Linked DNA regions of Homo sapiens: region 1 is linked to region 2. A link is an interaction called in ENCODE POLR2A ChIA-PET data of the cell type or tissue named here. Cell type or tissue: PC-9. All regions are shown on one strand. Each heading gives the region's core, and the rest is flanking DNA. Links, peaks and the distances in the headings are about the cores only.

What was found. ChIA-PET counts read pairs that join two places held together with the same protein. Peaks named below come from ENCODE experiments on the same cell type or tissue, not always from the same donor. Only the 100,000 strongest peaks of a DNase experiment are listed, where the experiment ranks them.
Region 1: POLR2A ChIA-PET joins it to region 2 with 12 read pairs; 2 of 35 experiments call an interaction of 5 or more read pairs at or near these places.

Annotation. Positions count from the first base shown.
Region 1 is chr17:63,620,930-63,623,831 of GRCh38, forward strand. It overlaps MAP3K3 (mitogen-activated protein kinase kinase kinase 3), which reads left to right and starts at 1,488. Exons shown (of 16, transcript NM_002401.5): 1 at 1,488-1,834. The coding sequence starts at 1,831. RefSeq lists silencers at 729-798, 1,409-1,798, 1,889-1,948, 2,189-2,238. In PC-9, for the core only: a CTCF peak has its summit at 1,112; a DNase peak (open chromatin) is centred at 1,212; H3K4me3 peaks cover 2,252 bases.
Region 2 is chr17:62,473,909-62,476,810 of GRCh38, forward strand. It overlaps a transcript of TLK2 not described here. Among named protein-coding and RNA genes, the nearest start is that of TLK2, 3.5 kb to the right of the region's middle. In PC-9, for the core only: no CTCF peak of the experiment used is centred there; no DNase peak of the experiment used is centred there.

The DNA of each region.
Region 1 (2,902 bases), core at 154-2,653, 1.1 Mb after region 2:
CGGGAGACGGAGGTTGCAGTGAGCCGAGATCGCGCCACTGCACTCCAGCCTGGACGACAGTGTGAGACTCCATCTCGAAAAATAAAAAAGAAAAAGAAAAGAAATAGGGGAGAGCCCAAGGTAATTCTTAAGGGATTTGACACTCAAGGCAAAGCCACCACTAAATGTTCTTAGTGGACAGTGGACAATGACATCTGAGGAAGATTATTCTGGAGCCTGACATATTACACTGGAACAGAGGCCGGAGAAAGGAGCCCACATTAATTGTGGTGGACTTGGAATCTGAAGATCTGAGTGTATAAAATGTTGAACAATGAAAAGGTTGGGGAAATTAATTATGGTGCCTTTAATTTTGAAACATCATGCAATCAGTACAATTGTTTTGGAAGGATATTTGGTGGCACGGGAAAACAGAATAAAATGTAAGCATACTACAAAACAATACAAAGCCATTTTTGTCAAACGCCTATCTAGGTAGGAAATAGATTATCTCTGGGGTGGGATCTTTTCTTTTTCATAGTTTTCTGCATTTTTCAATTTTCCTACAAAAAGCTCGTGTTGCTTTTATAAGAAAAAAGTTATTTTCTGAAAGAACCTCTGGCGGAACTCAGATTTCCAGGGACCCACATGCCAGCACTATCCCAGCCTCGGGTGTCTGAGGTACCTAGACCAGAGGGTGTGGCCCTGGAGGTGTGAGACAGGGAAAGCTGGGCTGGGCCGGCCGCCCCTGCCCGGGGCAAGAGCAGCGTCGGGACCGGAGGACCAGTCGGGGGATGGGGCCGCAGAGGTGGCCGCGCGCCGGGAAGTGCTCAGGCCAGACCCTCCCCACTCGTTACACGCCCTGTGCTGGGCACGGGGAGGAGCAGGACGCCACCCTCTGGAACCACCCAGATCGCTGGGGCCTCCGAGAACCCGGAGGGCGGAAGGCCTGAGGGCCCCCTGCAGCCGCCTACTCCTCACCCCAGCCCTAAAGTAGCCGGCGGGGAACTGCGCCAGCCCGCGCGCCCGCCGAGCCTTCGGTGACTGACGGGAGGTGGGAATGTGGGCGGAGCCTCACGCCGGAGCTGTGATTGGAACAACCAACACCTCCCAATCTCTCCCAAGAGAGGGAGACAGCACCAGAGAGGGATGCGCAGAGGCGGGGGCTTAGAGGCCTCTACGTGATTGGCTAACAGCGCAGGGAGCCGGGCGCTGTCCCGATGATTGGCAGGCGCTAGACAGCCCTCGGAAACCGCCTTGGCTTCGCCCATTGGCATCCTGTGAGAGTAGGCGGGATTGGTTCATCGTGTGGTGCTGATGATTAGCTGGCCGCTGAGAGTTAGGGTGTTGGGAGAGAGTTGGAGGGGGACGGCGGGGGCTGCCGACTTCCTTCTTGTTATTGGCTGGTGAGGTGGGTGGGGGTGGTGCGACGGCCCAGCGGCTGCCTGGGATTGGTGGGGGCCGGCGTGAGTGACAGACAGGGGGGCGAGCTGCGCGACCAGCGGTTTGTTTTTCGGAGCGTTCCTGAGGTGGAGAACGGTGGCCGGACGGAGAGACTGCGGGTCTGAGGGACTGGCGGGCGGGCGGGCCGAGCGGCGCCGCCGAGGCCGGGCTGGGCCGAGCCCAGGAGCGCCCGGGATGTAGCGGGCCACCCTGCCGATGCCACAGCGCCCGGCCGCGGGCGGAGCCGGAGCCGGAGCCTGGGGAGGCGGCGGGGGCCCAGAGCGCAGCCCGCGCCCCCCGCGCGGAGCCAGGCCCGCTGCCGTCCCCGCCGCCCGGGCCCCCGGCATGCAGCCCCGGCTGCGGAGGTGACACTCACGGACCTTAGCCACCGCCGCCGCCATCGCCACCATGGGTAAGTGTCGCCACCGCCCCGGCCTGTGCCCGCGCTGCTTCGCGACGCCCCGCCCCAGGCTGAGGGAGGAGGACCCTGGGCCACCGCCTGACAGGCATGGACAGCCCGCCCGGCCCGGGGCTGCGGACCGCCGGCCGGCCGGCCGCCCGCCCCGCTCGCGCGCCGCGGCCCGGGCGGGGGTTCTGGCTCCGCGGGGCGGCCCGGCCGGCAGAGCCCGCTCGGCAGCCCTCCTTCTGGGCGGCGCGGCGGGCGCATCCCGGGGAAGCGGCGGCGGGACCGAGGGCCCGTGCTCCGCGGGGCAGCCTGGTCCGAACGAGCCGGACCGCGAGCCCGAGGGCGGGGGAGCAAGAGCGCAGTGTGGGGCCCGGGCTGGAGGCTGCCGCAGGCCCAGCTGCTGTTGTGTCTTTTCCTTGATTTGCTTTTTTTTCCTGCCTGTGTCATTTCCTTCCCTTTGCTCACACAGGCCGGCCTGTGAGAGTTCCCGGGGCTTGCTCTCCAGCCCTGTGCGCGCCCCAGCGCAGGGGGGAGGGCGTGCGGGGCTCGGCTAGGAGGCGATTAAACTGGAGCTGTGATCAAGCGCGCGGTTGACAAATGCGTGCTGCACGCAGATTGCTGGGGGTCAGGAGTTGGTCGGATGCTGCCAGTTAGAATTCACATCCTACTTTTTGAAAAATCCCGTTGCAGGGGTTTAATCCATTATTTTTTTCTTGCGGTATCCCTGAAATTATGTAACTTTTGAAAGAAACATTTGCTACACAAAAGAATTTCTCTGAAATCACTTCCTTTTTGTCAGTATTTACAATTTCTACTGTGAAGATGTAATCTAAGGAAAGCTTTTAATGTCTTCCGCACGTAGCATTTGAGTTGAATTATATTCCATATCCTTTTTGGTAGTTTAGCAAATGACTACTGGACTAGACTAAGAAATAACATTTTAAACGTTCTTTACTTCTCCTGCCCAGACAGGTGTTGTGATACTGTTGTCACAAGTTTTGCAAAATATTTGGTATTGCCCTAAATAATAATAAAAGGGTAAACTTCAGTGAGAGGATCGTTTGCAAAACGTTC
Region 2 (2,902 bases), core at 111-2,610:
TTTTTTTGAGACAGAATCTCACTGACACGCAGGCTGGAGTACAATGGTGGGTTCTCAGCTCACTGCAACCTCCACCTTCTGGGCTCAAGTGATCTCCCAACCTCAGCTTGCCGAGTAGCTGGGACCACGAGCATATGGCAACATGCGCATCTAACTTTTGTATTTTTTTTTGTTAATTATTATTTTTTGAGACCGAGTCTCGCTCTGTCGCCCAGGCTGGAGTGCAGTGGCGGGATCTTGGCTCACTGCAAGCTCTGCCTCCTGGGTTCATGCCATTCTCCTGCCTCAGCCTCCCCAGCAGCTGGGACTACAGACACACGCTGCCTTGCCCGGCTAATTTTTTGTATTTTTAGTAGAGACGGGGTTTCACTGTGTTAGCCAGGATGCTCTCCATCTCCTGACCTCGTGATTCACCCGCTTCACCCTCCCAAAGTGCTGGGATTACAAGCATGAGCCACCGCGCCCGGCCCTGTATTTTTTTTTAATGACATAATTTTATTTATTTATTTACTTTTATTTGAGAGGGCGTCTAGCTCTGTTGCCTGGGCTGGAGTGCAGTGGTGCGGTCTCGGCTTACTGCAAGCTCCACCTCCTGGGTTCATGCCATTCTCCTGCCTCAGCCTCCCAAGTAGCCGGGACTACAGGTGCCAGCCACCACACCCGGCTAATTTTTTTTTTATTTTTAGTAGAGACTGGGTTTCACCTTAGCCAGGATGGTCTCGATCTCCTGACCTCGTGATCTGCCCGCCTCGGCCTACCAAAGTGCTGGTATTACAGGTGTTGAGCCACCGCGCCCGGCCTAGAAGACGGAAGTTTGCATGTTGCCCAGGCTGGTCTCCAACTCCTGGGGTCAAGTGATCCACTGCCTCGGCCTCCCAATGTGCTGGGATTACAGGCGTGAGCCACTACACCTGGCCTCTTTTTTTTTTTTTTTTAAGAGACAAGGTTTCAATATATTGCCCAAGCTAGACTCAAACTCCTGGCCTCAAGCAACCCTCCTGCCTCAGCCTCCTAAGAGGCTGGAACTACAGACAGGTGCACGCCACTATGCTTGGCTCCTGTCTATGGCGGAGGTTGCAGTGAGCAGAGATTGTGCCATTGCACTCCATCCTGGGCGATAGAGCCAAACTTTGTCTCAAACAACAACAAAATCCCCTTAGAGCTCTTTCCTAGCAACCAAACGTTTTTCCATTTTGTTAGGAATTGGAAGAAGAGAGGAAATAACTGGCTAAGTAACTACTCTATATCAAGCACGGTTACAAGGCATTTTCCAACATTATTTCAATTTTAATGAAAGCTGCTCATGAAATTAGGTTTACTGGGTCACAGTTTTCAGATGAGGAACCTGGGACAGGTGAAGGGACAGAATTGGAACCCAGTTCTGTCATACCACAGATGCCCCACCTGTTCTACACTGGCCTGTCAAGAATAACAATAATAATAATTATTATTTTAGAGAGAGGCCTGCTGTGTTGGCCAGGTGGACTGCAGTGGCACGACCTCGGCTCACTGCAACCTTCGACTCCCAGGTTCAAGCGATTCTCCTGCCTCAGTCTCCCGACTAGCTGGGATTACAGGTGCCCACCACCACGCTCAGCTAATTTAAAAAATATTTTTAGCAGAGATGGGGTTTCACCATGTTGGCCAGGCTGGATCTCAATCTCCTGACCTCGTGATCCACCCGCCTTGGCCTCCCAAAGTGCTAGGATTACAGGTGTGAGCCACCGCGCCAGGCCCAATGATTATTTTAAATAATAATTATTTTTTTTGAGACGGAGTCTCGCTCTGTCACCCAGGCTGGAGTGCAGTGGTGTGATCTCGGCTCACTGCAACCTCCGCCTCCTGGGTTCAAGCGATTCTCCTGCCTTAGCCTCCCGAGTAGCTGGGACTACAGGCGCCCGCCACCACGCCTGGCTAATTTTTTTGTATTTTTAGTAGAGACAGGGTTTCACCGTGTTAAGACAGGATGGTCTCGACCTCCTGACCTCATGATCCACCGCCTCGGCCTCCCAAAATGCTGTGATTACAGGCGTGAGCCACCGCTCCCAGCCTTAAATAATTACTTTTATTTTATTATCATTATTTTTGAGACAGGGTCTCACTCTGTCACCCAGAATGGAGTGCAGTGGTGCCATCTTGGCTCACTGCAACCTCCGCCTCCTGGGTTCAAGCAAAATTCTCCTGTCTCAACCTCCCAAGTAGCTGAAAGTACAGGTACGTACCACTATGCCGAGCTAATTTTTGTATTTTTAGTAGACACGGGGTTTCACCATGTTGGCCAGGCTGGTCTCGAACTGCTGGCCTCAAGTGATCCACCCGCCTTAGCCTCCCAGAGTGCTGGGATTACAGGCGTGAGCTACCGCACCCAGCCTACTTTGAAAAATGGGATCATCGGCCAGGCGCGGTGGCTCATGCCTGTAATCACAGCACTTTGGGAGGCCGAGGTGGGCGGATCACGAGGTCAGGAGTTCGAGACCAGTCTGGCCAACATAGTGAAACTCCGTCTCTACTAAAAACACAAAAAATAAGCCAGGTGTGGTGGTGTGCGCCTGTAATCCCAGCTAGTTGGGAGGCTGAGGCGGGAGAATCGCATGAACCCAGGAGAAAGAGGTTGCAGCAAGCTGAGATTGTGCCACTGCACTTCAGCCCGGGCGACAGTGTGAGACTCTGTCACCAAAATAAAATAAAATAAAATAAAATAAAAAGATCCTCTAGCCCAAATCCCTCCATCACAGAAGCAGTTGGAGAAGTTTGAAAAGGTTAGATGATAGGCCCATGTGGCTTGTCTGTGGAAAGAGCTAGGCTGCAAGACACCTCTGACTCCATTGAGTGCTTTCTCTTACTCTCCTTTCCCGATTTAAGACATTAAATCATTTAAGACAGTGTCATTTGGTCGAGTGCG